2 separate regions of the Homo sapiens genome follow, and region 2 is linked to region 1. A link is a loop called in an ENCODE intact Hi-C map of the cell type or tissue named here. Cell type or tissue: GM12878. All regions are shown on one strand. Links, peaks and the distances in the headings refer to the core of each region. The heading gives the core; the rest is flanking DNA. Region 1 holds the start of LINC02875 (long intergenic non-protein coding RNA 2875). Region 2 has its middle 44 kb from the start of MED13.

Region 1 (16,324 bases), core at 3,818-11,817:
TGAGCTGGGAGGGAACCTGTTAGTCTCCCCACCTCTTCCCTGAAGAGACAGGCACCCCTCCCAGCCGTGGTCAACGGAGGGAGTGGCACTTCTGCCTTGAGTCCCCAGGGGAAAAAAAAAAAAGATATTTATGAAATAAATGGTAATTTGTGTAAATAAGCTTTAAGGTTCCCAGAATATGCAAATTGGTATTAATTTATTCAAAGGTGTACATTGCTGTGTACATATATTTAGAGATTAACTCATACATTTAAAGTTTTTTTCATTTTACGTGAGCATCTATATTGTACAGGGCTGGGGGGGCCCTTGGCTGCGGGAGAAGGCCCAGAGCCCTGGAGGAGCCACCACCCCGCCGGCCCCTCGACCCCTCGGCCCCTCGGCCCCTCCGCCCGGGTTTGGCTCGCCCGGCCCGCGGGCTCCACCTCAGGTTTTCACTTTTCGCTCCGGAGCGAGAACGAAACGACAAAAACGCAAGAAAACAATAAAACGCTAGAAAGCGAAGTGAACGGCGCTGTGCGCTCTGTGGGTCGCGCGGGGCTGGGGCGCTGCACGCGCGCAAGGAGGGACGAGAGGCGGGGACAAAAGGCTGCGCGCCCCTCGCCCGGCGGCAGCTGCACCCCGGGGACGGCAGGGCGGCACGGCGGCAGGGCGGCTGGGGCGCTGGCGGAGCCGCGAGGCCGGGCGGCGCCGGCGCGGGACGCGGGGTGCGTCCCAGGCCGGGGCTGGACTCCCCCTGCCGGCCGCTCCCGCAGCTCCGCGCAACGGGCCTGGGCACCCACCCGGGCCGGGAGGAGAGCAGCCGAGCGGCCTGGACTCCTGGCTTCTGACTCCCTTTCCGGGAAACCACACTGGAAACCCATCTCCTTTCAATGCTTCTGGGTGGGTGGGCTGGGAGGATGGGTGTTCCTTGTCCAACCTCTCCCTTCGGAGGAGGGGTTTGGCTGTGTCCCACCCCCGTACTCCCCGCCAAATATCGCTGAGCCTAGAATTCTTTCCCCTCTCTCTGCCTCCTGAACCTCAAAGACAAACATTTCCTCCGCGTCAGGGCTGTTGGCTAGAGTGGCAAAATCTGGACTAAAAGGTCTTACTTTAACTCATCTATCTAAATCCCTCTTGGGAGAGTGGAGAGTGGGGTCAGTGGGCTATTTCCATTCCTGCCTCAGTTTCCCCTGTATAATAATGGGCTTGGCTGGGGTCTCTCCGGGGTCCAGCTGTGTCAGTCTCCATTAGGCTGGTCCTTCCCCGAGACCCACTCCTGCAAGGACAGCTGCCTCCCACCCCGCGCCGGTGAGCTCCCCCTCCTTGCCCAGCTAGCAGGTGTCTCCAGCCCCCACTTCTAGCAGTGGGAGCTGGGCGGGCACTCCTTTAGCCCTGGGTCTGGTCGGTCACCGAGCACGCCACCTCCTTCCCAGTTCTCTCCTCTTTAAGCCTTGGGGACCCTGAACGCCCTGCCCCAACAGGCTGCCCACCTTGGGCACTGCACAGGGTGGGGCTTGGGGAGGGTGCTGGCTTCCAAAACACCAGGGACGTTGAGATGGAGGAACGGTGATGGTGAAGGTGGAATGGACAGTTGGGCCCCCAGACTCCCAGGACGCCTTTGTGGGCCGATACATTTGCAAGGAGCGAGAGAGAGAGAACCAGGCCCGCCTCTTCAGGATGGTGCTGCCCCCAGGCCACGCCGAATGCGGCTGGAGCAGGGAGGGGACTCAGCCAGTGCACGAGTGGGAGGTTGCAGTAGAACGTATCCCAACCCCAGAGGGTGGGTTCTGGCTTCCCTGCCTCAGACCTGCGGGCAGGTCCGGGAACCCGACAGGGACAGAGAAGCCCGTTTTCCAGCCTAAATAGAAGCTCGTGGGCAGCGCGTTTGCTGGAGGTCGCTTTGGGCTGAAACGCCTCTCATACTCCTAGAGGAGCGGCGCGTTTGCGTCCCGCGGCTTCTCACTTTCAGCAGGACATTAGGAGGGAGACGAGAGTCGGCTGCGCGCCCGCGGCGGCCTACGTACAGGGCTGCGGACACCAGGGGGCAGCACCGACTTAGGGTCGCGGGAGGGGTGCGGGTGCGGGCATGGGCGCGGGGGAGGCGGGTGCCTGCGAAGGCCGGGCGGGGCGGCCTAGTCGCGGCCGTTTTTAGGCCGCGTCGTTGCTGCAGCAACCCGGGTGGGGTGGGGTGGGACTCCAGGGCCTCGAGATCCCCCACACCACTTTCGCCGCCACCTCCCGCCGCACATGTCCCCTCCGAGTCGCCCACCCGGCGCTCCGCGGGGCCCCAGCTGGTAGCCTGAGTGCGACTGCGGGAACCCGCGGCCGGCGGCTGGGCCTTGTCCCAGACAAAGGCTAGGCCACTCCCATGTCCAATTAAGCCACCCTCCTCCCCGGCCTCCCAGCCCTCATTGTCCCCGGGGTCGCCAATTAGCCTAGGCGCCCGGCGTACCCGCCGCTCCGGTGCCGCAAGGCCTCCTTAACCCTTCAGGGCCTGGCCCGGGGTCCTTGGACGGCAGAGCCGCCGGCACACGCGTGGCAGGAGGGCCAGTGCTGGGACGATGGCGATACCTGCTGGCGGCCTAGCCTGTCGCCTCGGGCTCTCGCGTGTGGGGCGTGTGAGGTCTAAGAGGGAATTGTGCGTGTCGGTGTGGGGTGGCGCGTGCGATTCCCGGAGGAACTCGGAGATGGAGGGTGTGAGTGCAGGGGCTCCGAGAGACCCCTAGCGGCTAAGCCGCCCGGATCCCAAGGCCCAGGGGACCTCATTTCCTCTCGGGTTAATCGGAATCTTCCGAGCCCTCAAGCCCTTCCTCCTCCACTCCCCCGCCGCTGCTGTGGAGAACCGGAGCCACCGGTATGGCCTGGCCCTGCCCTCCCGAAGGCCGCAGCTCCCGGGCCCGCCTCCCCAGCTGACCGCGAACTCCTGCGTGGGGTGCTCCTGGGGCGGGAGGGGCGCGCTCAGCCTCGCTCTCCCCGGGACTCTCACGCTCAAGCGCCCCGGCTTGAGGCCGGGACCCCCTATTTCCCGGTTATGGGACGGCCCCTTGAGGGACAGCCTCTACGAGCCCTGGATTTATACCCCGAGCCTGCCTTCCTCCGCTCTGGGAAGGACCCAAAATCCAGTCCCGCTTCCTCCCCCTCCTTCGCTGTCCTTGGCCCCGAGGTGCGGAGCACCGGCGGTCAGGCGGGATCCCGCAGGAGGCCGAGCGCTCCCTGCTCGCAGGACAGGGCGGCAGCGGAGGGAGCCCCCGCCCTCTTGGGAGGAAGCCCGAGCTCCGGGTCTCCTGGGCACCCTCCCGGGAGCGCCTTCGGGGTGGAGGCTGGTTGCCGGGCGCTGAACGTGTCCGAGCACGCCCGGGGCGGTTTTGCACTTGGACTTCCTTTTGGGCTCTCCGGAGGCGCATATCTGTTCCTCCTATTGGATGGGGCCGGGGACCCCAAACCCACTCCGGAAGCACCGATTTCCAGCGCTGACGGCCGCGCCTGGTTTCCCAGCGAGTCCTCTTGGCAGCTCCCGCAGCTCCCCGCCGGGAGCACGAGTGGGAGCGAACCCAGAGCCCGCCCAGGCCTCGGGCCTCGGCAACTCCTCACAGGTCCACGAGATGGCGCTGCAGGCCAGGGCCCGGGCCGCGGCCTCACAGCCCGCCTCGGGCGAGAGCGGGAGATAGACTGCGGACCCCGGCAAGCGGGGCACGGAGGCACAGCCACCGACACAGGCAGAGCCGGGTCCGGAGCCCGGCACAGGCCGCCGAGGGACCGAGGGACTCCGGGGCTGCGGACACACTGAGCGGAGGGCTTGAGGCTCGGGGTGGGGCCTTCTCCCCTGCTGCCAGAACCGCCCGGCAGCGCCAGCTCGGCGACCTTCCAGGCTGCTGCAGACCCCAGCTTGTCCTCTTCTGCGCGCCCGCGGGGCTGGGCCCTCGCGTTCTCTCTGCGGGAAGTGAGCCGCCGGCCTCCGGCCTCCTGGGCCCCTCCGAAGGGGGCTGTGGCTGGCATCCGCAGCGCGCGGGGCGCACGGCCCTAGGAGCGCGGGGCCCACTCGACGGTGAGGACTTACGGGCGGGATAGGGGAAGGATCGGCGGGGATCCAGCGCTCCTCCAGCGGAGAGGGCCCCCTCGGCTCCGACCCGCCCTCCTCACCACCCTCATCCGGCTCTTCAGGGCGGGGTCTTCAGGGTCGAGGGCAGGATGTGCCCTGTGGAGCTGCTCACCTAAGTTCCTGCCTCCATAGGGGAGGCTTTGGGCTGCGTTATTCCAGCGGGAGGTGGTGGGGACTGGGGAGGGCCCAGGGGTCAGCCTGAGAATCTCGCCCTTGGATTAAAAGCCACCAATGCTCTGGGTCAAGTCTCAATGGGAGGCTGGGGATGTAAGACCCGTTGGCTGGGGAATGCCAGAGTTGGAGGGGGTGGGGCTTAGAAGCCTGTTTCCAGCTGACCTTTTATGTCCCCAGATGAGCTCTGGCACCCTCAGAGATTAACCCTACACACGTTTCCTAAGGGCACACGGCTAGAAAGCAGCCCAGTTAACACCAGTCGAGGGTCATTTCCACTGCAATACAGTCACCGGCTGGGTGATGGGACCCAGGCCAGATGTCGTCCCTGCACTAGGCTCTCAGCTCTTTTCTCTTTCAAAGTACAGTGTAGCAGAGAATAGGACCAAATCTTTGGTGATTTAATAATTATCTACATGCTCATCTATGGCTGAAGCAGCTGCTTGGTAGGAAAACTGGACAGGAGATAGATAGGTACAAGGTCGAACTCTGCCTCTAGAGCTGTGAGTGCTCTTTGAAAATGTGACTTTATTCTCTGGGCTGCAGAAGCCTCATCTGCAAAATAAGTAGTTTGGACTAAAATCCAGTTGATCTGCGAATGGCCAGTTGACCTGGGTCCAGTTTCCCCCCCGTCCCGCCCCCAGCCTCAACTGCTTCAGAGAAGAGCCATGTTCCCATTTAATGCTTGAGGAACCTGAGCCAGAGGGATAGGTGGAGTCACAGACCTTGAGGACCTTGGCCAAGATTCTTGGGGTGGGGGACTGGGTTGGTGGCCTGGATGAATTCCCAATTAGGAAATTACATTCTAAGTCCCGGCTGCCTCCATTCCCTGTGGGGTGCGATTGTCAGTCACAGCTTGGCCTTCTACCTCGAGCAAGCTGCTTTTGGAGAGATGCAGACTAGTGGGTTGCGGGCGGGGGGGCGGGGGTGACTTTGGTGCCCAGCACTACAATTTGTTGACTGTGTGTGACTTCTCTCCAAAGAGAGACCCCAAAGAGAGAAAGCGATACCAATGAAGGCCATTCAGGCACCCATGTTTAAGGGGGTCCCCCAGGCTAATTTCTTACTTGCGAGGAAGCCTTCATGGCAGTCAATGCGCTTTCACATGTGGCCTCTCCCCGACCCTCACTGGCCGGGTGGAGACTATGAGTCCTCGTTTCACAGACATGACATTGGGGTTCAGAGAAATGAAGTGAGGTGCCCAAGGCCATCCAGTAAATAAAGGACGGAGCTCTTTCACAATCCCTTGGGCCTGGCCCTTGGAAACTTTCGCTGATGAAGTGATGATGGGTGAGAGTCAGGCTTGCAGCAGGAAAAGGGCAAACGGGGCAGGGGAGGGAGTGCCCGGATGTCCTGGCCAGGAGGTGTGTCCGTGGGAGAAGCAGCCTGGCTCAGAGCCCAAGTCCAGCAGGCCCGGGGGAGGGTGGCCTCATGGCTCCAGTCAGCCCAGCTGGGCCTGCAAGGACCCCTGGTCGGGCAGGGGCTTCTCAGTGTAAAACCCTAACAGGGGCGTTGAGAGGATTACCCGAGAGGGGGCTGCATCCTGTGCTTAGCTCAGGGCATGGCTCATGTTTGCTCTCAATATTATTTATTTCTCTCCCAAAGAGAACAAGCAGGATGTCCTCTGGCTCCATGGTGCCTGCTCCTCAGCCCGACAGGAGCAGCTGTGGAACAGCCACTGTGTGCTTAATAAACATGCAGACATTTGATTGAATTCTCAGCACGGGGTGGCTGGTATGATTATCTCCATTTTACAGAGGACAAAATGGCCCAAGGTCATACAGCGTCAAAGAAGCAGGTCACAGGGCCACACCAGGCTCTGGCCGACCCCAGGCCTGTGTCCTTTCCTGGAGCCTGGCGTTCCTGCTCCACACGCCTGGGCTTCAAAGTCCCCCTGGCATTTGGCTCAGCCCTGTGGCAGGCTGTCCTGGGACTGGTTTACATTTAGCCCTGGACTGGCTGGTCAGTTCCTTCATCCAGCTCCCACTTTGGGTCTTATTTATTTCCTTCTTGGGGGGCTGTCCAACACTTCCATGCTTTGCCTGCCCATAACTGTCCCCGTTTGCCCATGACAGTTCTGGTTTGACTATTGGCATCCTGAGTTCTGGGAGACCCCTCAGGTCTGAGCAAGTTACCCAATAGGTCACCTTGCCATCACCACACACATACCCCTACACTGGGCCAGGAGACCCAGCAATGAGTGAAACAGACACCAGCACCCCCATTGAGGGAGCCAATGATCTGGTAGAAGATAGAGACATTCAAGGAATATATCCCTTCCCAAGAGAAGACACGGCAGTGCATGGGGTGGGGTGCGAAAAGGCTTAGCCCCAGCAAACTGGGGGCAGAGAGGAGCCGCAGAGCCTCAGAGAGGCTGGGGAGCTGGCAACTGGCCTGGTTTCCCAAGGAAACTACCCCACCAAGCATCTTCATATGGGCATGTCTTTGTGTGTTCGTGTGTGTCTGTGTGTGGTAGGTGCATGTGTATGTGCATAACACATGGCAGGAGTGCCGAAAGCCCTTGCTGGATGAGTGAATGAAGTGCACCTGGTCCCTCCAGGATAGCCCCCCCACCCCCAGGTCCTGGGCCAGAGGCCCCTCCTCCAAGTACACTTGAGTACCCTGTGGAGAGCTCCAGAGGGCTTCCGGTCTCCCCATCCAGGCCTCCTCTGTCTCCTGGGGAACTGAGGCCCAGGGAGTGTGTGTGTCTTGCCTGAGGACTTGCCTCTGCAGGAGAAAGTTACAGGCCATCCACAGACACTCCCAGCCCTCAAACCCTGCTCTCCAGCTGTGCCAGTGATTCTCTGCTCTCTAAGGGTCTGGAAACTTCTGGACTCTGGAGCAACAACCTTGTTCCCCAAGGCCAGGGCAGACCTCTCTATCTGAGTCCCTTGGGGAAGCTCCTAGCATGTTTTCCCCCACAATCTTTCTTGTGGCACAGACAGCCTTCCTGAAATGCAGCTGAGATGAAGTCACTGCCCTGGTTAAAGCCTCCCAAAGCCTTCCCTTGCTCTTGGGGTCAAGCCCAGCCTCCTTAGCCTGGCACTGGGGCCTGTGTGAGTCCTGCCTACTCGCCCCCCTCCCCAGGACTCCATCCCCACTGCCCACCTCTAGGCTAATCTTGCTGGCCTTATCTTGGCCTCTGCATATGCACATGCTTTTTCCTGGGCTTGGAGTGCTCTTCCTGCCTTCCTCCGAAAAACTCAGCCCACTAGCTCCTTCTCCAGGGAACTCCTCTGCCTTCTTCCTCCTGAGTTGGGTGCCCACGCACGCCTTGTTTCGTGTTGGTAGTCAACGAATGTATGGACTTGGGCAAGTTACTCCTCCATCACCGCTGCAAAGTGGGGATACCAGCACCTGCTCATGGTGTTTCACAGTGGGGCCGGCCAGGAGCCTGGACCAGTGAGTGATGGTTCCCGTCCCTTTGGGGGACCGTAAGGGCGGCTGAGGATGGGGCCTGGGGGCGCTCTGCGAGTGGGGACATTCCCCTCAGCCCAGCGCGGCGGCCAGGGTTGGGCCTGCCCCCTTCCCCTCCTGGAGGCCAGGCGCGGGCCGAGGAGACCCTGCCTGAATGTGCCCTAAACCTGGGGGGTTGAGACTAGAGGGGTGCTCGACAGGCCTGCGTGCTGGGTGTCTTCAGATGAAGGGCGACGAAATCCTGAGGGCAATGAGCCTCCGTGCGCACGCGCGCTGGTGACACCTCCTCCCTCTCCCAGGGAAGCGCGGCCAGGGGAGGGGCGTTTCTTGCCGCAGGACGGTTGCTGGTGACCCGGCCGGATTACTGTCATCTGTGGACTGCCTGCGCTGTGCGGGCAGTGGCTCCCTCCTACCACTAGGTGGGGATCTGGAGTCGTTCAAACCAGGAGTCCGGGGCTTGGGTTCAGGCCTGGAGCCCCTCGCCCTCCTGCCGCCAGCCAGGGTTTCCCAGCCTGCCTGACTGCCGCCTCCCGGGCACTGGGCCCGCGCTCTGTGCCTCCACTCTCATTTCTAGCTAGGTCCTGCTGCCAGAGAATAACATTGAGGCAAATGAATGAGAACACCGACTGTGCAGCCCGAGGGGCCTGGGTTCAAATCCCAGCTGCACCTTTGGTTCTGGGGATTTGGCTCGTTGGGCCTCCACTTTCCTCATCTCTAAAATAGACTCGTCTACTCATTCTGCAAAGGGCAGGAGGAAATGTGGCTGCCCTGATCGCCACCCAGAGTGGGGGGAATGGACAGTGTTCTGTCGTCTGATCCCTCACATAGGACAGCTAACCTGGACAGCACCTGTGTTCCAAGACTTCCTCATGCTCTTGTCTCACCGATAGAAACTTACCTGTTCCAGGGCTCCCTCCCTGGGGACCTTGCTGGGAGAGAGGGGCCCATCTGACTTAATGCACTGCCTTTCCAGGTGCTGTGCTTGCAGCTTCCATCTGAGCCAGAGTGGGGGACCCATCTGGCCTGGGTCCCAGGGGCACCATTGCAGAGGCGCAGTTGTCCCCACCCCACCCCCCCATGCCCATCACACAAGGGCCCTGCCTCTTCTTCCTCCGTCAGGCTCTGGGTCAAGGCTGAGGGATAATTTCCCTTCTCCCCCATTCACAGGCAGGAAAACTGAGGTTCAGAGAACCCAGGACAGGTTCTATCTGTGGGGAAAAGGGAAGGTTTGGCCCAGGGAAAGGGAACATGGAGGTTGGGGTTGTTCCTTCTAAGTCACCAGTCTTGGTCTTGGTCACGTTGGTTCAGGTGTCCCCTTCTCCCATGCCTCGTTGATCTTTCCCCTGACATAGGAGGGATTTGTATGACAGTCCCCATCTGTTCAGACACCGGAACCTGCCGCGCCCAGAGGGAGCTGCCCTCCCTGACTCTCACCCCTTTGGGAGCCAGAGGTCTCTTCCCCAGGGTGGAAAGACAGAGGTTAAGAAGGGGTTAACTCTTCTTGCCTTCACATCACGACAACAAGTATGTGTTGAGCAATGGCTGCAGTGTCATGTGCTGCGCATCCTCCCTCTTTCTCTCACGTGCTCTGGACTCCTTGCCATTTTTTCTTTCTTTTTAAAAATTGAGGCCGGGCACGGTGGCTCATGCCTGTAATCCCAGCACTTTGGGAGGCCGAGGCAGGAGGATCACCTGAGGTCAGGAATTCGAGACCAGCCTGACCAATATGATGAAACCCTGTCTCTACTAAAAATACAAAAATTAGCCGGGCATGGTGGCATGTGCATGTAATCCCAGCTACTCGGGGGGCTGAGGCAGGAGAATCACTTTAAGCCAGGAGTCGGAGGTTGCAGTGAGCCGAGATTGCACCATTGCACTCCAGCCTGGGCAACTAGAGTGAAACTCTGTCTCAAAAAAAAATTATTTGCATAAAATGTACTATCAAAGGGTACAATTCACTGGTTTTTTACTATATTTACAAGATTGCACAACAATCACCACTGTCACTCCCCAGCCCTTGACAACCACCAATCCACTCTCTGTCTCTGTGGATTTGCCCATTCTGGACATTTTATATCAATGGAATCATATACTCTGTGTTTTTTTTTGTGACTGGCTTCTTCCACTTAGCCTAATATTTTCAAGGCTTACCCATGTTGTAGCACATATTGATACTTTCATTCTTTGTACAGCTGAATCATATTCCATTACCTGGTGATACCATGTTTTATTTATTCACCATCGGTTGATGGGCATTTGGGTTGTTTCCACATTTGACTATTATGAATAATGCTGCTATGAACACTGATGTACAAGTCTTTGTGTGAACATATGTTTTCATTTCTCTTGGGTATGTCTAGGAGTGGAATTGCTGGATCAAATAATAACTCTAACATTTTTCCCCACCAGCATCCAAAGCAGTTAATGCTAACTTTTTGAGGAGCCACCAAACTGTTTATCAAAGTGCCTGTACTATGGTACCCTCCCACCTGCAATTCCTTGCCATTTCTTGAATGTACCAGACACACCCCTCCTTGGTCCCTGACTTCTTTCTTGGAGAGGCCATCGTTGGCCATCTGATGTAAAACAGGAGCCTACTTTCACCCCCTTCACTCCCTTTCTCCCTTCCTCCCTTCCTCTGTTTGGTTGTTGATACTGGACGCGCTGAGACTATTTTACTTACTTATTTTGTTTATTGCTTTCCCTCACTAGAATGGAGCTTTGTTCATTGTTCTATCATTAGTCCTAGAATATACCTGGCACATGTAGGTGTTCAATCAATGTTTATTGAGTAACATGAGTTAGTCAAGAAATGTAGGGTGCCATGCTGGGTACACAAGGCATAGCATGATAAGAACTCATGGAAATGGACCAAGTGCTACCGAGGCCACAGGGAGGTAAACCAAGTGTCACTGAGGCCTCCTGCCTGAACATTTCTTCACCTATTGAGTCGGCCATGGGGGTTCAGGACCACCCATGCTCTCACCCTCATCAGACCAACAGAGAAGAAGAACTGGGCCTCCTCCCTCAAACTAGGCAAGGGTTCGGGAAACAGGTTAGTTAGCCACACAGTCATCACGACAGTTCTGTCTACTGGCTGTAGACAGTGCAATCGCTGAGTGAAAGGATTTGAAGGGTGGCAATTGGAGAGGGTATTCAAGTGTGTCAGTGCCCTGCGTCAGCCCTGTCTGTCCCCATCCAGGTCTCAGTCTGCCTTGGAGACCCAGATGTGAGAGCTGCTCAGCAGGGAAAGATGTTGGCCTTTTCCCATGCCAGGAGTGAGGATCACAGTCCTGGCTGTCCAGCCAACCCAGTGGGTCTTTTATGGCTTCACCTCAGCTGGCCTCTGGACATATTAGTCAGGAATCCTTCAGTCGTACGGACAGAAATCCAACTCAAGCTGAAGAAAAAGGGCAGTTTATTGGCAAGCACAGGACCTGGGAAGCACAGGGGAAGGGGAGCTGGCCTTCAGAATGCTCGCTCTCTCTGTCTCTCTCTCTCTGCTTTCTCTCTCGTTTCTTTTCTCTGTGTGTTGGCATCACTCTCTCCTACCACAGATGGGCTTCTTCATGTGGCAGGGGGCTTGGCTGCAGGCAGCTGTGGGTTACAGAAATCCAGCTTAGTGGCTTAAAAGGAAAGGAAATGGCTCTGCTGTTCTACTTAGAACAATCACAGGGAAACACTCGGATTGGCCCCCTGGGATCATATGCCCACCTCCCTCCATACAAACAACCCATTCTCCTTTGCCACTATTGTCAGTTGTGGCTACACCAGAAAACCAGGCTTGCTGGTCTCTCTCTCTCTCAAAATGCGTGCTGACTGGCAAGTACTTTGCAATCTCTCTCTCTCTCTTTTTTTTTTCTTTGAGACAGGCTCTGTCTCACTCTGTCATTCAGACTGGAGTGCAGTGGCATGATCACAGCTCATCACAGCCTCAACCTCCTGGGCTCAGGTGATCCTCCGACCTCAGCCTCCCAAGTAGCTGGGACTACAGGCACATGCCACTATGCCCAGCTATTTTTTTTTTTTTTAATTTTGTAGAGACTGGACTTTCGCCATATTTCCTAGGCTAGCCTCGAACTCTTTGGCTTAAGCAGTCTTCCTGCCTGGGCCTCCCAAAGTGCTGGGATTACAGCCATGAGCCACCGCACCTGGCCTCATTTCTCTTAATCCACACAACTGCTCTGGAGAAATATATACTGGTCAGGGCTCTTTTAGCTCCTACTGACAAAAGCCCAACTCAAATGAGCTTAAGCCAAAAAGGGAATGTATTACTCTACATAACTGATAAAAGCAGGAGTAGACTTCAGGCATAGCTGGTTCCAGGGAGTCAAATAAGCCTGGGCTCTTATTGGCTCCAGCTCTTAGCCAGACTTCCCTCTCTATTGGCTCAGCTCTCAGGTACATCCTACCCAAGCAGCAAGAAAAAATGACTAGGGCAGCCTAGGCTCAGATGGTCTTTAGAGCCGTTATTCCCAGGGGAAAAGGGAGACTGCTTTCTGTGCATAGAGCAAACTATCTCGGGGGACTGGTTGGCTCCCATGAGGGTCCAATATCTACTCAGGGAACAGGACAAAGAAAACCATATTTGGCCAGGTCAGGTCATGTGCCCACTCCTGCAGCAAGAGGATGAGACAGAGCTGTGAGGAGTAATGCCATTGGAGTAGTGACAGGGCAGACTGATTGGATGTGGCCAGCTATAGGACTATCCCATTGCACAGATGAGGCTTGGAGAGATAAGGTAGCTTCCAGTACCGTAGAGCTAGAGACAGTCAGGATTCAAACGCACATCTGTCATCTCTTCCCAGAAAACCACCCTGCCTCCTTTTAAAGTGCTGAGTTAAAATATCCCTTGAAGAAGTAGATTCCTGTAGACAGCCATATCATTCCCAGTACCCCTTGCAGCAACTGCCATAGAGAGGATTGCTTGGGAGGTGGGGTCGGCCGCACTCTCAGACAAGATCCTTTACCAGCTCTCCGTGGTTGAAAGGGTCTCTGGTCATTGACTCCAAGTGTCATACTAAATCATCAATCCAAACAAGGTTTGATTTTTGGCAAGGGTGCCAAGATCATTCAGTGTGGGAAGGATAGTCTTTTCAACAAATGGTGTGGGAAAAACTGGATGTCCACATGCAAAAGAATGAAGTTGAACCCTTACCTTACATGATATACAAAATTAACCCCCAAATGCATCAAAGACCTAAACTTAAGAGCGAAAGCTATAAAACTCTTAGAAGAAATCACAGCGGGGAATCTTCATGACCTTGAATTTGGCAATGGTTTAAAAAATGTGACTCTAAAAGCATAGATGACAAAAGAAAAAACAGATAAATTGAACTTCACAAAATTAAATTACTTTTGTGCACCCAAACACACTATCAAGAAAGTAGAAATGCAACTCACAGAACGGAAAAAAGGATTTCTAAATAATATATCTGACAAGAATTTAATATCAAAATATATAATTTCTACAACTTAACAACAAAAAGAAAAATAACTCAATTACAAAATGGGCAAAGGACCTCGAATAGACACTTTTTCCAAAGAGGATATACAAGTGACCAGTAAGAACATGAAAAGATGCTCAACATCATTAGTCATTAAGGAACTGCAAATCAAAACCACGAGATATCACTCCACACTTACCAGGATGCCTAGAATTTAAAGAGAGAGTGAGCCAGGAATGGCAGCGCACAACTGTCATCCAATCTACTTGGGAGGCTGAGGAGGGAAAATCACTTAAGCCCAGGATTTATAATCTAGCCTGGGCAAAATAGTGAGACCACCATCTGTACTAGAAAGAAGAAAGAAAGAGAAAGAGAGAGAGAGAGAGGGAGGGAGGGAAGAAGGATGGAGGGAAGAGGGAAAGGGAGGGAAGAGAAGGGAAGGAGGAAAGAAAGAAAGTCCAAACAAATTGGCAAGGATGTGAAGGAAAAAAAAATTTTTTTTTGAGACAAGGTCTCACTCTGTCGCCCAGGCAGGAGGGCAGTGGCGCAATTATACCTTACTACAGCCATAATCTCCTGGACTCAAGTGACTCTCTGCTTCAGCCTCCCAGGTAGCTGGCTTTATAGGTGTGCACTACCACTCCTGGCTAATTTTTGATTTTTTGTAGACAAGGTCTCACTATGTTGCCCAGGCTGATCTCAAACTCCTGAACTCAAGTGATCCTCTTGCCTCAGCCTTGCAACATGCTGGGGTTACAGGTATGATCCACCACACCAGCCCTGCATGTGGAGCAGTTGGAACTCACGTACATTCTGTTGAAAATGTACAATGGTGAAGTTTCTGTGGAAAACAGTATGGTGGTTCTCCAAAAAGCCAAACATAGAGTTACCACGTGGTTCAGCAATTGCACTCTTAGGTGTACACCCAAAGGCATTGAAAACAGACACTCAGGCAGATACTTGTACACCAGTGTATATTGCAGCATTATCCACAGTAGCTGAAAGTTGAATACAATCTCAATGTCCATTAACAGATGAATGGATAAACAAAATGTGGTATATACATTCAATGGAATATCATTCAGCCATACAAATAAGTGAAGTTCTGATACATGCTATTTGCTCTATATTGTATATACATGCTATAAAATATAGAAAAAACTTGAAATCATGATGCTAAAGTGAAATAAGCTAGACACAAAGGGACAAATATTGTATGATTGTGCTTTGCTGAAATATCTACAATAGGAAAAGTCACAGAAACAGAAAGGAGAGTAGAGGTTACCAGGGGCTGGGAGGAGAGGGTAATGAGGAGTTATTGCTTAATGAGTACAGAGTTTCCATTTGGAATGATAAGAAGTTTCAGAAATAGATTGTGGTGATAGTTACATAACAATGTGAATGTACTTAATGCCACTAAACTGTACACCTAAAATGGTTTAAATGGGAAATTTTATGTTGTATATGTATATTTTGTCCCAACATTAAAAATATGGGGGCTGGGCATCGTGGCTCACACCTGTAATCCCAGCACTTTGGGAGGCTGAGGTGGACAGATGACTTGAGGTCAGGCGTTTGAGACCAGCCTGGCCAATATGGCAAAACCCCATCTCTACTATAGATACAAAACTAGCCAGGCGTAGTGGCGGGTGCCTGTAATCTCAGCTACCCGGGAGGCTGAGGCAGGAGAATCGCTTGAACCCAGGAGGCAGAGGTTGCAGTGAGCAGCTGCACTGTACTCCAGCCTGGGTGACAGAGTGAAATAAATAAAATATAAAAAATAAAAATAAATCATAAAATTAAAATTAAAATAGGGCATGAACGTAACAAATGTACCCCTCTGGTTGGGGATGTTGAAAATGGGGGAGGCTGTGCATGTGTGGGGTACAGAGGGAATATGGGAAACCTCTTATGAATGAACAAATTTGTATGAATAGACAAACACCTTTCTCTCGATTTGGCAGTCAAGCGAAAACTGCTCTAAAAAATTTAAAAAGGATATGCATCTTGCACATAGAGAGGTCTACTTGACAATTTGTTTTCCAACAAATATATATTGAGCAAGCATTCAATGCAGTCGTCTGGTTGGCACTGGGAGGTCCATGACACAGTTGTGCCCTCAGGGGGCCTGGGGCTGCAGTGGAGCTTGCCAAGTTCTCAAAGAGAGAGGGGAGCTGGATGAGAAGGACATGTTGAGAGCAAAGAACATGAATTTGCCTCCTCAGTGTTTCCAAACTGCCCAGGGCGTTGATTAAAAGCATTAACGTCATCCAAGTTCCATCCTGACCTACTGAGTCTGAACGTGCTTGGCTGGATCTCCATTCCCAGGTGGGAATCCAAGCCAGAGGACTTGAACTAGGAGGGAGTGAGAAGGGCCGCGCAGCTTCCTCCCTGCCCATGGCCAGTGAGGATTCACCAACTCCATTCTCTCCATTCCTAGAGCCTCATGCCCTGGCTGCCAGAAGTTGCCCTGTCTAAAGCTCTCCTTCAGGAGAAGCTCAGACTTTGTGTCCATCTTGGGAGAAACAGAAAACAGCTCTCCCGCCCTCTCCGTCTCACCATCTTTCAGAAGCGTAAAGGCTTATTAAAAGCTTCTGCAATTTGGGCAAAGTACTGATCCTTTGCGTAGATGGTATTTCTGCTCCTCTGGCCTGAAAACTCAACGCTAACCCAGTACCCCTGGCGAACACATCCACCATGTTGAGAATGGTGGGTGTGGGGGTGTGTGGGAGAGGTTCTGCCCTCTGCTCACTCAGGCCTCAGGAGCCGAGGTCACCATGCACCTGCTACTCTTTGGGCATCCATTTTGTTTTCATGGGCCAAGCTCTGGAACGGGGAAGGCATATGTGGACAGTGGGCAGAGACATTGAGAGACGGTCTGTGTCTCAGCCAGAGATCACCTGGCACCTCGGGTTCAGCCACTAGACCTCTTCTTAAGGCTGGCTGGCACTGACTTAGGCATCCCCAGCATGCCAGGCCTTTGGGCAGAGGGCAAGAGTTCAGGCCTCAGCTGTTCTTCCCAACCTAGAAGAGGGTAGCTGTCTTCTATTTGAGCATATGCTTTGGGATCGTATTTTAAAATCCTAAATCAGGACAGCAGACCTGATAAATAATTTGTGAATTGATCGATGTGTAAAGTCCTTTAAAAGCATCCAAGTCAAATCCGTTACATATTAAATACATTTCTTGAAAAGAGTGCAGCTAAAGTGAC
Region 2 (16,324 bases), core at 4,875-12,874, 690 kb after region 1:
AGTGGTTAATGGACTCTAGGGGTTTAGGGGAATTAAATCAAAGTGTTCAGCAGAGAGAGGACAAAGGGGCAGTAGAGGGCTTCTGGGCTCAGGGCCAACATCTTGGACCACAAGTCTATAAGCTGAGTTTGACTGACTGTAAAAGCCTGTGAATCTATTGTATTCACTGGCAAAAATCTTCAAAATAGGCAATCCCCAGCTTATTAGTTTATTTATTGGTCTGTTGTCTGGAACTGGGAACAAGTTTTCCTATAGAAACAATATTACAAATGGTGGCTCTGCCCCAAGGCCAGCCCACAAAAGCTCACAGAACCGTAATGTACCTGAAATATTGTACTCATAATACTAAAGATCCTGACCACTATTTATAAAAGTGTTTCTGTGGGAAAGTGCATTTCGAGTTTTAATGCCGGTAACACATATTCCTCAGCCCTGTGAGTCCTCTGGACTCTTGACCTTACTCCCACTGTGCTGATTCTTATCAGAATGGCACCATAAGCGCTGGCACCATAAGCAGCAGGAAGGCAAGTTAGTTGCTTTCTGTTGCTACAGAATTCAAGCTGAAGTTTCAAGCAATTCATCTTCACTGAGCTGACCCCAACCCCTACCATGTACCCTGGCCTGTGATCTAAGTTTAGCCTTTTAAACACAACAAAGAGCCTCTTATGCAAAACATGCTTTGTGCACCCTATCCCAAGCTGATACATAAACTCTGTCACATTAGGGACTCAATTTGGATGTTTCTGGAATGCCAAAGATGAGCGGGAGTCTTCGTTTCATGAGGAAAATGGTCTGGAAAATTTTGGGACTAGTAAAATCCCTGAGACACTGGAAAGGGACAGCTTTTGAAGAGGGGCTTGTATAATCAAGCGGAGAAGTCACCTGATGTTGACTGAAAGGAGATGAAAAATGTCCCTAAGGAGGCCAGGCATGGTGGCTCACGCTTATAATCCCAGTGCTTTGGTAGGCCGAGGTGGGCGGATCACTTGAGGTCAGGAGTCACAACGCCAGGAGTTTGAGACCAGCCTGGCCAACATGGTGAAACCCCATCTCTACTAAAAATACAAAAATTAGCTGGGCATGGTGGCGACCGCTTGTAACCCCAGCTACTTGAGAGGCTGAGGCATGAGAATAGTTTGAACCCAAGAGGCAGAGGTTGCAGTGAGCCCAGATCATACCACTGCACTCTAGCCTGGGTGACGGAGCGAGACTCTGGCTCAAAAAAAAAAAAAAAAGAGTCCCTAAGTTTAGAACACTGGTGTCTTTGGCAAGGACAAGTATCTCTGAGTATGATACAGACACTCAAATACTCTCACTTAGAGAGTTCAGGTGGAGAACTGAAATCTGAAAGATCCACATGACATTCTGGGGGCCTAAAAACTATGATTTCTTCATAGACAAAAGATATTTTCTGTTGGCTATGAAGATTGTAATTGTAGGAAACTTTCTCACTATATCCAGAGCCCCAGCCTCAGTGGTAGAGGACAATGACATGTGGTGGTCCTGTTGGCCTGGAGGAGTAGCGAGGATTCAAGATTAGAGCCTGGGATAGTCACAGAGGCCGTTGAAGGACAGCATGAGTCCCTGGGACGCTCAGGACTAGATCCACTTTGGGCAGTTGGGGCTTCGAGCCCTAGTGCCACACAGGGCTTATTTTGGTAAAGCACTCTGATTGGGACAATACCTTTCCTCTATGGTGTACAGTCTTGATGGGACTAGAAATCAAACTGCCTTGTTCTTTCCTAGCCAGGGAGCGAGGTGAACAGACTGTTTCCTTAGATTTGAATCTTAGGGCTGGGCACGGTGGCTCACACCTGTAATCCTAGCACTTTGGGAGGCTAAGGCTGATGGATCACTTGAGCACAGGAGTTTGAGACCAGCCTGAGCAACATGGCGAAACCCTGGCTCTACAAAAAAAATACAAAAAAATTAGCTGGGCCTGGTGGCGTGCACCTGTAGTCCCAGCTACCTGCGGGGCTGAGGTGAGAGGATCGCTTTAGCCCAGGAGGTCAAGGTTGCAGTGAGCCGAGATCACACCACTGCACTCCACCCTGGGTGACAAAGTGAGGCGCTGTCTCAGAAAAAAAAAAAAAAGATTTGAATCTTGAATGGCACGACCTAGACACTAAAAGCTGGTTGGCACCTATTGTCCCAGCGTTGTGCCCCCAGCCACCTTAACCTCTAGAGTTGCCCGGCTTCCTGTCCTCCAAGCAGACTCTCTAGCTTTCCCATGAGTCCCATCTGCTACCTATTATCCTCCCAAAACAGTTCTCTCCTACTCAAGTCATCCAGTCTGTTTCTGTTTTGTATGATTGAAGAACTCTCACTAATACAGACTCTGATGGCAGAAGGTTGATCAAGGAAAATCTGCCAGTACAATTTGTAAAGCAACTCAAAGCCTAAATCAGCAGAAGGAATAGTTATAGCATATCATCTTCAGATACAAAAATGACAGTTCATATCTTTCAGATGTGATGAGCTCAACTTTACCTGATATGTTCACAATGTCAAGTTCAAATTTAAAAAACAAAAAACAAGCAAACAATAAAACCCTTTTGGCCAGGCACAGTGGCTAATGCCTGTAATCCCAGCACTTTGGGAGGCCGAGGCAGGCAGATAACTTGAGGCCAGGAGTTCGAGACCAGCCTGGTCAACACGGTGAAACCCCGTCTCTACTAAAAATACAACAAATTAGCGGGGCGTGGTGGTTCGTGACTGTGGTCCCGGCTGCTTGGGAGGCTGAGGCAGGAGAATTGCTTGAACCCGGGAGATGGAGGTTGCAGTGTGCTGAAATCATGCTACTGCCCTCCAGCCTGGGTGACAGAGCAAGACTCCGTCTAAAAAAATTAAAATAAAAATAAATTAGCCGGGCATGGTGGTATGTGCCTGTAGTCCTATCTACTTGGGAGGCTGAGGTGAGAGGATGGGTTGAGCCCAAGAGTTTGAAGTTACAGTGAGCTATGATCACACCACCGCAGTCCAGCCTGAACAACAGAGTGAGACCTCTGTTGTTTAGAGTGAGACCTCTGTTGTTTAGAGTTCTCTGTTGTTTAGAGTGAGACCTCTAAAAACTATTTTTTTTTTTTACCTGAGAAGGCAAAGATGGATGGGTAGAGGGAAGGTTAATATAAATATTATTCTGGGAACAAGTTACGAATTCCTAGCCCTGCATCATGCAATTTACTCTGATGACATGATAAATATGTTGGCTGTATTCAATGGTAACTATGGTTTTGTCTCATTTATTTTGGGAAATAAATATATTCATTTATATTAATAGAAAGATTTTTAGGAAAACAGGCAAATTGCAATTCCATTCCTTTGTTATCATTTAAAATAACTGAGTTAAGATTCAATGGTAGTTTAAAAATAACAATGGAGAAAAATGTGTCTGGAAATGGCCAGTTGGCCAAATGAAGTGAAGTATGTTTCAATTCAACTAGTTGGCATTTTCTTTTTTTTTTTTCTCTTTTTTTTTTTTTTTCTTCTGAGATGGAGTTTTGTTCTTGTCACCCAGGCTGGAATGCTGGAATGGCGTGATCTCAGCTCAGTGCAACGTTTTCCTCCTTGTTTCAAGCAATTCTCCTGCCTCAGCCTCCCAAGTAGCTGGGATTACAGGCCTGCACCATGATGCCCAGCTAATTTTGTAGGCATTTTCTATTTGCTCCATGATTAGCAGACCGGGTGGCGGAGCTTGTCTGAGAAAGGGCAGGCTACTTTGTCCATCAATGCCTGGTGCAAAGACATGCCATCTACTGCACCGGATGATCATCTGGGCCTCAGGCTATGGGACAGCCTGATCCTCGGCCCATGGAGCAGCCTGGTCCTTAGTCACAGGACATGTTTCCCATCCCAGGGGAGCTCAGGTTTGTGGGTTCCACTCTTGAGATCTAAACAACAATGGACTCAGGGGGCTCAGGCAGCTTTCTCTGATCCAGTTTGTCTCTCTCCCACCTGAGTTGAGGCCACTGCAGCATAGATAAAAACTAGGGACACTCAATGTTCATGCTGCCTCTCAATTCTTATCTTCCACTGGAGGCCCAGGACTCACCCTTGTCCTGGAAAAACCCCATTCCTTCTCCCCTTTGCTATGTTTCTGCCATCATCATAGCGTGTGCCTTCCCTCACCCTCACCCCCAACCAAACCCTATCTCACCCATGATCTCTGTTTCCAGAGTTCTGGCTCAGCACAAGTTGGAGCAAAGTGCTTTTAGACACAGAAGTGAAGCAGCTTCCCTGTTATGTAAATGGGATGATACAATAGATCTGGTGCCATGTGACAACCCTCCCCATATAGTCCCTTAAGAGGCAGAGGCAGAGACCTTAAGCAGCTGTCATTGACCCCCTCCTTTTCGTGACAGTTTTAGTCAGCCTCTCCACCTCCTTCTTCCCAGCCCCAGTGCCCTTTATGATAAAGAAAGGGTATGGGCCTGGGATGCGGGAGGTGGAGAGGCTGATTTAAGAGGCTTTCTGCCTCTATGGAATTACCACTTCTGAGTCCTCTATCTGAGATCTCTGTCTGCTCTGATTTCTAACTTCTAGCACAGGTCTTTACAAAATAAAAACTTCAAGGAGCCTACAACTTTATCCAGATTTGGAAGGAAAATGAGAGAAAAACTGCCTTATAGATTGGTAAGTCTAAATCATGGCATTGCCTTTTGCCTATGTAGAGTCTCAGTCATTTAAGGAATAGCATTGTGTGTGACTTTGGGGAGGTCATATGTACCTGCACAATCTCCTGAAATACTTTCCCAATCTGAACATAAGCCCAGGAGCCAGGTTCCTTGACCACTGGCCAAAGCGTCACTCCAAGCCAACTCCAAGAATTGGGCTAGAGAGCCCCATGGTTATCTACATCATGGCTGTAAACTTTGTACCCAGCCAGGTACAATTATTCCTGGGATTCTTACAGCCTTCTGCTTTTACTAAACCAAAATTTACCTTCTCAAAAGGAAGAAGTTTCCCTAGTTATAGAGTTAGATAAAGCACTCTAGCAGTTGAAGACTTACTTGTCTCTTTCCCAGCTTTGACTTACCTGGAAGCAAAAAGCCCTACACCATTGAAACCAACACCTTTAACAGTGCAGCAGGGTCATATGGCCCCAAGATAAGTGATCTGTGGCTCGGGCAACAGTCAGTCTCTGCAGAAGAAGCTAGGCTGGTTGATATCAACTAGCTGACATAAGAATGGGTTATCATTTACCATGGCCACCTTCGTGGTCTGGAAGCATCATCTCCAGGTATCCAGCATCCTGTAGTAATGTGTTTGGAACATTAGAGCCTGGTGCTGTTCAGACAGACCTAGATGAACACTTAAGTGTTTGGATTTTACTATCTCATAAACTTGGCAGTGAAATGGCCAGGTGACTTCTCTATTTCAAAACACTAGGGAGTAGAGGAAACATTTCTATTCTTGGAAATCCTCCTGTAGCTACAATAAATAAAAGCAAAATCCAAATGTCTGCGGTTCATAGTGCCTAGTACAGGCACCTAGCATAGAGCTAGAGTCACCCAGGAGTAAGTCGGGACACACCATGAGTCCTCTTTACCCAGACCAGTGGCTGTTTTTCCACAAGCAGGGAGCCCTGTCACAAGTACTTTGCCTTTCCATAAGAATACTGTAATTCTCACCTCATATATCTCAGAAGGAAACCCTGCTGATTTAGAGCATTAAATATAAGAAGATAACATCTTAAAATACTAGAAGAAAATATGATATTCATCTTGCTCTTAAAGAAAAACATTGTAATCATTAAGTCAATAGAAAAAAATGCCAAAATAAATAAATTCAGTTACATAAAAGAAATATATTAGCTACAGCAAGTTATCATAATAAAAATAAATGCTGGCCGGGTGTGGTGGCTCATGCCTGTAATCCCAGCACTTTGGGAGGCCAAGGCATACAGATCACTTGAGATCAGGAGTCCAAGACCAGCCTGGCCAACATGGTGAAACTCTGTCTCTACTAAAAATGCAAAAATTAGCCAGGCATGGTGGTGCACACCTATAATCCCAGCTACTAGGGAGGCTGAGGCGGGAGAATTGCTTGAACCCAGGCAGTGGAGGTTTCAGTGAGCCAAGATCACACCACTGTACTCCAACTTGGGCAACAGAGCAAAATTCCATCTGAAAAAAAAAATGCTCAGACTCTTTGAACTACTAATTTTAAGAATCTAATCAGAGGCCAGTCACAGTGGCTCACACCTGTAATCCCAGCACTTTGGGAGACCGAGGCAGGTGGATCACCTAAGGTCGGGAGTTCCAGACCAGCCTGACCAACATGGAGAAACCCTGTCTCTACTAAAACTACAATATTAGCCAGGCATGGCGACACATGCCTGTAATCCCAGCTACTTGGGAGGCTGAGGCAGGAGAATCACTTGAACCTGGGAGGCAGAGGTTGCGGTGAGCTGGGATTGTGCCATTGCACTCCAGCCTGGGCAACAAGAGCGAAACTTCCTCTCAAAACAACAACAACAACAACAAAAAACTAATCAGAAATGTGAATGTAGTTTTGTGCACAAAAGTATTTATCATAATGTAATTTAGAATTGGAAACAACTGAATATTCAACAATGGTGAAAGTGTTATAGTAATTTATGATATATATAGATGAAATTCATGGCTCCCATATGCAGTCATTAAAAATAATTTTGTTACATAAAGATACTTATGAGACAATGGTAGGTGTAAAAGGCAAAATAGGGCCAGGTGCAGTGTGGCTCACGCCTGTAATCCCAGCACTTTGGGAGACCGAGGCGGGTGGATCACCTGAAGTCAGGAGTTCGAGACCAGTCTGACCAACATGGAGAAACCCTGTCTCTACTAAAAATACAAAATTAGCTGGGCATGGTGGCAGGTGCCTGTAATCCCAACTACTCGGGAGTCTAAGGCAGGAGAATGGCTTGAACCATGGAGGCGGAGGTTGCAGTGAGCCAAGATTGTGCCACTGCACTCCAGCCTGGGCAACAAGAGCAAAACTCTGTCTCAAAAAAAAAAAAAAAAAAAAAGGCAAAATAGCAAACTGAATAAATCATAAACTACATTTTTAAAATAAAATTAAAAGAACAATTAAAGGCTGAAACAGTGGCTCATGCCTGTAATCCCAGCACTTTGGGAGGCCGAGGTGGGAAGATCCCTTGAGACCAGCCTGGGCAACATAGTAAGACCCCGTCTCTTAAAAAAAAAACACCAATTAAAATTGATGAGAGTAGAAATAATTTTTTTGTTTTATTCTTTATCCTTTTCTATATTTTCTATATTTTTGCAGCCCAATAAATGTTTTTAAAATCACCTCTGAACTTTTACTACTAGTGCTTTTTTTTCTACAACTTTATACCATAATGAGATTTCTGATGGTGCACAAAGACCTGCAGTTTATATAATAAGTGACAAATCATTTTTACTCATTAGATAATTGCATATTAAGTACCTTTGTGTTTTAATATCTATTATCTTAGAGGATAACTGAGTTAATCAGTAGAGTTTACTTTAGACTGAAATAATAATTGTACAGTTTAGTCTGAATGACTTCAACACTTTAAGCAGACCCCTCCCAGATGGCAGCCTGCAGGACAGATGGTCTGTCAAAGGTTCCTGGCCTCTGCTACCTTTGTCTTGGGTCATATCTCTGGGCTCCATCCTTTATCTCACTCTCTTGGCCATGTCTGACTTCCGTATAGGTTCTTCAACTCAAATCAGGTTCCTAATATCCCCAGCGCTCTTGTATTGATGTCTTAACACTTCCCTTCTTCTAGCAGGGCGTGGTGGCTCACGCCTGTAATCCTAGTACTTTGGGAGGCCGAGGCGGGCAGATCACCTGAGGTCGGGAGTTTGAGACCAGTCTGACCAACATGGAGAAACCCCCATATCTACTAAAAATACAAAATTAGCTGGGCATGGTGGCGCATGCCTGTAATCCGTTACTTGGGAGGCTGAGGCAGGAGAATCGCTTAAACCCAGGAGGCGGAGGTTGCAGTGAGCAGAGATCACACCATTGCACTCCAGCCTGGGCAACAAGAGTGAAACTCCGTCTCAAAACAAAAAACAAACAAACAAACAAAACAGTTCCCTGATTCTTCAGCTTGATCCCTTTGACATGATAGTTTGAGACTGCAACCTAGACCAAGACCATGTAGAGAATTTCCTGAGGCTCAGTGTTTGCTTAGAGTCTTGTCCCAGGTCTCCAGAGTTCCTGCCTGGCATGGCACCCCCAATAAGCTAGTAAGGCACCTGCTCCTTGATTGGTCCTCCTTGCTTACCCTAGCTCAGCTAGTTCTCCAAGAACAGTCTTCTAGGCCAGTTGAGAATGTGTCTGGGCCAGCTCCCCATCCTGAGGATCTGGCACCCTCCGGTGGCCATGGGTGGGTGCACCTAGCCTAGCAGTGAGTTTCAGTGCTAGAGCCTGCTAAAATGTCCCCAGGCGTATTAGCACCCTCCAGTGACAGTTTAATGGAGCTACTTCAGAGAGCTGCTATCAGATCCTGGCATGCCTTACTTCTGCAGGGTCCCTTGTAATTCAATTCACCTCCTGCAACTTGCTGATGTATCAAGATAGACTAAGATCTATGTTCTTAAAGGAGAAGGCTTTTGAGGTTTTGAATTTGGCAGGAAAGTCATAAGTACTAACCTGAATGCCAGATACTGAACTAAATGCTTTATAAACATTATCATAAATAATCTTCACAACAACCCTGGAAGGTAGGCACCTATTTTTCATCTCCACCCTCTAGAAAAGGAAATCAAGGCTCATGGGGTTGGGGGGCGGTTATATAGAAGTCAAGGTTAAGCTAAAAGGCCAACAGTTCCCTGTTAGTTGATGGCTTAGCTTGGGTTTAAAACCAGCTCAACCTGACTCAAGCTGACTCAGGTCCTATGCTTTAACAAGCCATACAGTCTCTTTAGGACATTGGGATGCTCTCAAAGATCATCATATATATATAGAAGTTAGTCTGTATGAAGAAGAAAGATTTTTTTTCCCCCGAGATGGAGTCTTGCCCAGTCGCCAGGCTGGAGTGCAGTGGCACAATCTCAGCTCTCTGCAGGCTCCGCCTCCCGAGTTCAAGCAATTCCCCTGCCTCAGCCTCCTGAGTAGCTGGGGCTACTGGAGTGTGCCACCATGCCTGGCTAATTTTTTGTATTTTAGTAGAGACAGGGTTTCACCATGGTTTTACCATGGTCTCGATTTCCTGACCTCGTGATCTGCCCACCTCAGCCTTCCAAAGTGTTGGGATTACAGGCATGAGCCATCACACCCGGCCTAATTTTTGTATTTTTAGTAAAGACGGGGTTTTACCATGTTAACCAGGCTGGTCTCCTGGTTAACCATGAGGTCTCCTGACCTCATGATCTGCCCACCTTGGCCTCCCAAAGTGCTGGGATTACAGGCGTGAGCCACTGACCTCAGCCAAGAATTTTTCAAAGCTGGGCATGGTGGCGTACACCTGTAGTCCCGAGGTACACGAGAGGCTGAGGCAGGAAGATCCCTTGAGCCCAGGACTTGAAGGCTGCAGTGAGCTATGATGAGTGCCACTGCACTCCAGCCTGGGTGATAGAATGAGACCTTATCTCTGAAAACAAAGCAAAACAACAACAAACTAAACTTATAAAAAAATATGTAGAGAGAAGCAGAGACAAGAGTTAGAGCTAGAGTCCTGACAGGGCTTGAGCTCTCGGTTCTAGTTGTTCCTGAGGCCCAAGAATACCATTGTCCTTTTCCAGACTTGGTTTTTTCATCAGATACTCCAGCCCTTCCAATAAATTCCCCTTTATAGACCAGTTTGATGTGGCTTTCTGCCACTTGTAATGTAAGAGCCCTACTAAAACAGGAAAGAAGTAGGGGACTTTGGAATACAGTCTACGTACTAACACCCACAGCAGCATTAGACAGGATACTGATGATCCACAGTCTGATCCACACTGTTATTTTGGTTGCAAGAAACAGACAGTCAATTTACTAGAGACAAGTTACTCATTACTCAAAGACAATTCAAAAGGATGGTTCATAGGAAAAACAAATGTGTACCACACCCTGAGTCAACTGAACCTCACAGCGTTGGAAAGGATTGGAACTACAGCAGTAGCACTAGGGAACAGCCACTGCCTCCTTTCTCTAGGGCTTTTTTTTTTTTAGATGGAATTTTATTTTGCTCTTGCTGCCCAGGCTGGAGTGTAATGGCACAATCTTGGCTCACTGCAACCACTGCCTCCCTGGTTCAAGCCATTCTCCCGCCTCAGCCTCCCAAGTAGCTGGGATTGTAGGCATGCACCACTATGCCCAGCTAATTTTTTTTATGTATTTAGTAGAGACAGAATTTTACCATGTTTGTCAGGCTGGTCTCAAACTCCTGACCTCAGGTGATCCACCCGCCTTGGCCTCCCAAAGTGCCAGGATTACAGACATAAGCCACCACACCCGGCCCTCTAGGGGCTTTTTAACCTCTCAGTGAATCAGCACCACCCTCTCTGGACCAGCCTTTTCAGCTTATTCCCGTTGCCCCTGGCTGAAAAAAAAAGAAAAAAAAAAGCCACTCTAGCTCCCGAAGCTCTGTGGCTTTTCAGTTTCAGCTCATAAAAAATCAAAGCTTTCCTTTGTGACACTTTATTGTGAGTTCCCAAGAGGGAAGATTTGACTTCTGCTTAACTTTTTAAACCAAAGCTCAAGAGGCATAGGTCACTGGATACAGCTTAAGGCCACACCCGTGGACCAGGTGACCAATTCGCTGCAGTCATGGTCATGTGGCCCATTGCCCACTCAGTAAGTTGAGTGGGTAGGGATTTTACTCCAAAGGGATATGGGGAAGGCCAGTAATAATTGGCATCTCTAATCAAGCCTACTTAATTGTAATTTTAACTCTTGCCAGTAAGAAAAATTAAACACGTTGTAAACATGGGCAACCTATTCCCCAAAGACCCTCTCTAATTATCTAGTTGGCAAGAGGACTCACCTTCTGGTGCTTGTAGGCATGTGTGTATTCTCTAACTCAAAGTGCACCTTCTTCAAGTCCCCAGTCTCGCCTGCACCTGCCTTAAACACTGTGCAGTGAGCTAGACTACTCCACTCACTTGGGAGTCTATTAATTTTTTTTCTCCCCTTAACCACACTAAAGACTTTGCTTAGTAAAGCATTTTGAAGATTTAGAAAGTGACAGCTCAGTCTGCTTAGGATTTATATCCCAAACAGATGTGCCAAGAAGTCATAGGAATCAAACTGCTATTCTGTGAGTAGAATAATATATTAACTTGCCTTTTAGTAGTTTCGATTACACAGCTGTACAAATTGCAATGGAGTCTTCATAGCTAAAGTTGCTTTTATCAAAAGCACATTGCTTCTTCAAGGTGGAGGTTTTAGCATAGCAGGCACCCTGGGGGACATGCATGCATCCTTATAAAATACTGCTCATTACTTGCAATAAAATCTTCCAGGTAGTTGAGATATGGTAGTTCTGAATTCACCTTGAGGAACCCTCTGCCCTTCATCATCAGATATATATATATAACTGTATATTATTTCACAGTGAAAATAAGGAGTTCCTCAATAATGGTACCAACATCTTACACTTTGGTCTCTGTGACTCTCAGTATTCTCGACTGTCAAATTGGGATATTGATACCCATCTTACAGGGTTGTTGTAAGTAGCCAATGAAACAATGTTTATAAAGAGCTTAGCAGCTGGGCGCGGTGGCTCATACCTGTAATCCCAGCACTTTGGGAGGCCAAGGCGGGTGGATCACGAAGTCAGGAGATTGAGACCATCCTGGCCAACATGGTGAAACCCCGCCTCTACTAAAAATACAAAAATTAGCTGGGCATGGTGGTGGGCATCTGTAGTCCCAGTTACTCAGGAGGCTGAGGCTCAGGAGAATCTCTTGAACCTGGAGGTGAAGTTTGCAGTGAGCAGAGATGGTGCCACTGCACTCCAGCCTGGTGATAGAGCAAGACTCTATCTAAAAAAAAAAAAAAATTATACTAAAGGAAGAATCCTCCACAACTTTTATCCAATAATTGTTACTTGGCTAGAAATATTGTGTGAACATCTATTTTTGGTAACCTGGAAAGCTGGATAAAGGGCCCATTAGCTAAGATATATTAAATCTTGATTTGAATTACAACTAACATACATTTTTAATTTTTTCTAGGGTTTCATGAAAGGGGTCAAAAATTTTTTAAAAAGTGAGTTCAAACAAGAACGGGAAACAATAAGCATAAAAGTCGGAAAGGCCAGTACCAGCCAGTACCAGTCCTAGAACAAGGAGACTAAGCTTGGAAGTGCACTGCAAGGTGTGGCAATTACACCTGAGTCATTGAGCCTGATTCTGCAAAGGGAGCTTCAGAGATCCCTGATCAATTTTATCTGAGAGCTCCCTACAGAATCAAATGCAGGTACTCTCTGGAGGAAAGCAACTCTCAGTGCGTGTCCTTGGGATTTCCACAATTAAGTTAAATAAAATATAAGCTCACAATTAAGAAAAAAATCATTGGAATCACTGGCTGGGCGCAGTGGCTCATGCCTGTAATCCCAGCAGTTTGGGAGGCCAAGGTGGGCAGATCATGAGGTCAGGAGTTCAAGACTAGCCAGGCCAACATAGTGAAACCCCGTCTCTACTGAAAATACAAAAAATTAGCCATGCATGGTAGCATGTGCCTGTAATCGCAGCTACTCGGGAGGCTGAGTCAGGAGAATCACTTGAACCCAGGAGGTGGAGGTTGCAGTGAGCTGAGGTCATGCCACTGCCCTATAAGACATCATGAGTTAGGATGAATAGAAACAACAAACAATAAATTTGTATCTGTAAGAAATGAAGAATTGGAATCAGAATTGTCATATACAGATTATTAAGTAAGATTTATGAACAACTTAAAGAAACCAAATATGGAATGAAATAGAGAAAGAAGCAAGGAACTATTAAAATGACCAGAAAAATTAGAAAAAGAACCAAATAGAACTTTTAGGACCAATATATATAGATTTTGAAATTAGTGACTCAGTGAATGTGTTAAAAATAGAATAAAAATAGCTAAAGACAGAATTAGTGACCAGGAATTTATATCTGAGGAAATCACCCAAAATTCAGCACAGCAAGTTAAAAGGCATGGAGGTTAAAAGGCATGGAAGGCAGAACAAAATTTAACATATGTCTAATTAGAGTTCCAAAGGGAAAGAATAGATAGGAAAAAGGCAATATTGAGAAGTATCAGTTCAAAAATTTTCCTGAGGCCAGGTGCAGTGGCTCATGCCTATAATCCCAGCTCTTTGGGAGGCTGAGGCAGTTGGATCACCTAAGGTCAGGAGCTCAAAACGAGCCTGGCCAACATGGTGAAACCCCGTCTCTACCAAAAATACAAAAATTATCTGGATGTGGTGATGGACACCTGTAATACCAGCTACTCAGGAGGCTAAGGCAAGAGAATTGATTGAAGCCAGGAGGCAGAGGTTGCAGTGAGCTGAGATCATGCCACTGCACTCCAGCCTGGGTGACAGAATGAGACTCCATCTCCAAAGAAAAGATTTACTGAACTGATTAAAGATGAATCCATGGACAAAGAAAGCACAGCACATATCAAGAATGACAAACAGAACTCTACACCTAGACATATTGTGATGAAACATCACCAATGCCAAAAATTAACACCTTAAAAGTCCCAGAGAAAAAAAGCCAGAGCACCTAAAAAGAACAAAGAAGCTACCAGAAGACTTTTTTTTAAAAGGAAACATAACAATAGTTATATTAGTGCTCACAATAGCCCTACGTAGTAATTACTATTATTGTTTCTATTTTAAGATAAGGAAACTGGCTGAGAGAGAAAGCCCAAGGGCCTACAGATATACAGCAACAAGGATGTAGCTTAGAAACACAATGCTGAGAGGAAAAAGCAGGTAATAAAACACTGCTTCAGCCATATGTAACAAAGTTGATGAATCTTAGAAACACTGCTAAGTGAAAAAAGCAGACGGCAGGAGATTGCATACAGAGTATAATTTTTATAATGCTCACAAACAAAACTAAATAATATATTGGTTAGAAATACTGACATGCGGCAGGGCGTGGTGGCTCACGCCTGTAATCCTAGCATTTTGGGAGGCCTAGGTGGGCAGATCACCTGAGGTTGGGAGTTCAAGACCAGCCTGGCCAACATGGTAAAACCCCATCTCTACTAAAAAATACAAAAAATTAGCTGGGTGCAGTGGCACGTGGCTGTAATCCCAGATACTTGGGAGGCTGAGGCAGGAGAATTGCTTGAACCCAGGAGGCTGAGGCTGCAGTGAGCCGAGATCATGCCACTTCACTCTAGCCTGGGCTACAGAGCGAGACTTCATCCCCCCCCCACAAAAAAAAAGAAAGAAAGAAAAGAAAAGAAAAAAAGAAATATTGACTGTGCATGATGAAATTACTTTTAAAATGCAAGAGTGAGGCTGGGCATGGTGGCTCAGGCCTGTAATCCCAGCACTTTTGGAGGCCCAGGCAGGTGGATCACTTGAGGTCAGGAGTTTGAGCACAGCCTGGTCAACATGGTGAAACCCCCTCCCTACTAAAAATACAAAAATTAGCTGGGCGTGGTGGCACAAGCCTGTAATTCTAGCTACTCAGGAGAATGAGGCAAGATAATGCTTGAACACGGGAGATGGAGGTTACGGTGAGCCGAGATTGCGCCACTGCACTCCAGCCTCCAGCCTGGGCGACAGAGCAGGAACTTGTCACACACACACACACACACACACACACACACACACACACACACAAAGCAAGAGTGAAATACTCAAAATTCAGGATAGTGGTTACCTCTTGACAAGGGGGATAGAAGAGTGGGATAGGGAGAAGAACAAGAACAAGGTAAAAAGGCAAAAGTAATGTTCTAGTTCTTACACTGGGTGGCAGGGAACAGGGACTCATTTTATTATATTTCACATTTACACATCACCTGTATTCTTTCATATGCATCAAATGTCACATAAAAAAATAAAATAAGGCTGGGAGCAGTGGCTCACACCTGTAATCCCGCACTTTGGGAGGCTAAGGCAGGCAGATCACCTGAGGTCGGGAGTTGGAGACCAGCCTGACCAACATGGAGAAACCCCATCTCTACTAAAAGTACAAAATTAGCCGGGCGTGGTGGCACACGCCTGTAATCCCAGCTACTCGGGAGGCTGGGGCAGGAGAATCGCTTGAACCCAGGAGGCAGAGGTTGTGGTGAGCCAAGATCATGCCATTGCACTCCAACTCCAGCCTGGTCAACAAGAGCGAAACTCAGTCTCAAAAAAAAAAAAAAAAAGAAAAAAGAAAATAAAAATAAAACAAACTACCAAAGGACTAATTTTAACTGGATTCCTAAAACATACATTTGAAAACACTGGTTCATCCTTCTGATTGATGGTTGAGGGATATAATCAGACTGTAGAACTTAACTGCCAATTTTTTGTAGCAAATCTTGAAAAGCCTTGCTACATAATTTTTTTCTACAAAATTATTAAAAGCTTTATTTACCACTGGAATCATTCAACAAAAAGCAAAAGCAAATGAGCCTGAAAAAGGAGCTAAGCAATTACTACCTAGGGTTGTCATGAGCACTGATAAACTATGGTTATATTTCCTTTTTTTTTTGATTAGTTGAAGACAATGATGCAAGTCATTGCTGGCCTGGGATTTTAAATCACTGCTCTTGTATGTTCTCCCCAAATGGAATGGTCTATTCATACAGCTTTAATAACAGGTATGCTATTCACATCATTTGAATGGGTATCTTCAAGTTTATATTCCAGATGGCAAAAAAAAAAAAAAAATTCTACATAGAAAAAAATATATTTATAGGACAACTGCATTAGGAATAATTAGTTTCATTTTGCATTTGGTGTCATGTAATTAAAGTTGGTAATAAATGAAAAAAGTTGGTGTCATTTTTTTCTTTTGGTTACTGTCCTGCTAAAATATTACAAAAAGTCAAATTAAAAACATATAACAGGCCGGGCGAGGTGGCTCATGCCTGTAATCCCAGCACTTTGGGAGGCTGAGGCAGGCGGATCAAGAGGTCAGGAGATCGAGACCATCCTGGCTAACACGGTGAAACCCCGTCTCTACTAAAAACACAAAAAATTAGCCGGGCGTGGTGGCGGGCGCCTGTAGTCCCAGCCACTCGGGAGGCTGAGGCAGGAAAATGGCGTGAACCCGGTGAACCTGGCGAACCCGGGAGGCGGAGCTCGCAGTGAGCCGAGATCTCGCCACTGCACTCCAGCCTGGGTGACAGAGTGAGACTCCGTCTGAAAAAAAAAAAAACAACCATATAACAAAATTGTTTTCTTTTGGTGGTAGGATTATAAATAACTTCACTT

Evidence for each region. A loop is a pair of places that touch in the nucleus more often than their neighbours do. Peaks named below come from ENCODE experiments on the same cell type or tissue, not always from the same donor. Only the 100,000 strongest peaks of a DNase experiment are listed, where the experiment ranks them.
Region 2: it touches region 1 in a loop (7-fold over the local background); 7 of 110 quality-filtered maps call a loop at or near these places.

Annotation. Positions count from the first base shown.
Region 1 is chr17:61,408,966-61,425,289 of GRCh38, forward strand. It overlaps LINC02875 (long intergenic non-protein coding RNA 2875), which reads left to right and starts at 2,786. Exons shown (of 1, transcript NR_160788.1): 1 at 2,786-4,315. It overlaps TBX2 (T-box transcription factor 2), which reads left to right. Exons shown (of 7, transcript NM_005994.4): 7 at 1-501. RefSeq lists silencers at 523-582, 593-642, 653-802, 1,963-2,132, 3,653-3,712 and 1 more and enhancers at 1,501-2,083, 7,771-8,318. In GM12878, for the core only: a CTCF peak has its summit at 8,070 (motif pointing right); no DNase peak of the experiment used is centred there; H3K4me3 peaks cover 707 bases; H3K27me3 peaks cover 409 bases.
Region 2 is chr17:62,101,269-62,117,592 of GRCh38, forward strand. No RefSeq gene overlaps it. Among named protein-coding and RNA genes, the nearest start is that of MED13, 44 kb to the left of the region's middle. RefSeq lists enhancers at 1-249, 5,336-5,898. In GM12878, for the core only: a CTCF peak has its summit at 8,377 (motif pointing left); a DNase peak (open chromatin) is centred at 8,403; H3K27me3 peaks cover 148 bases.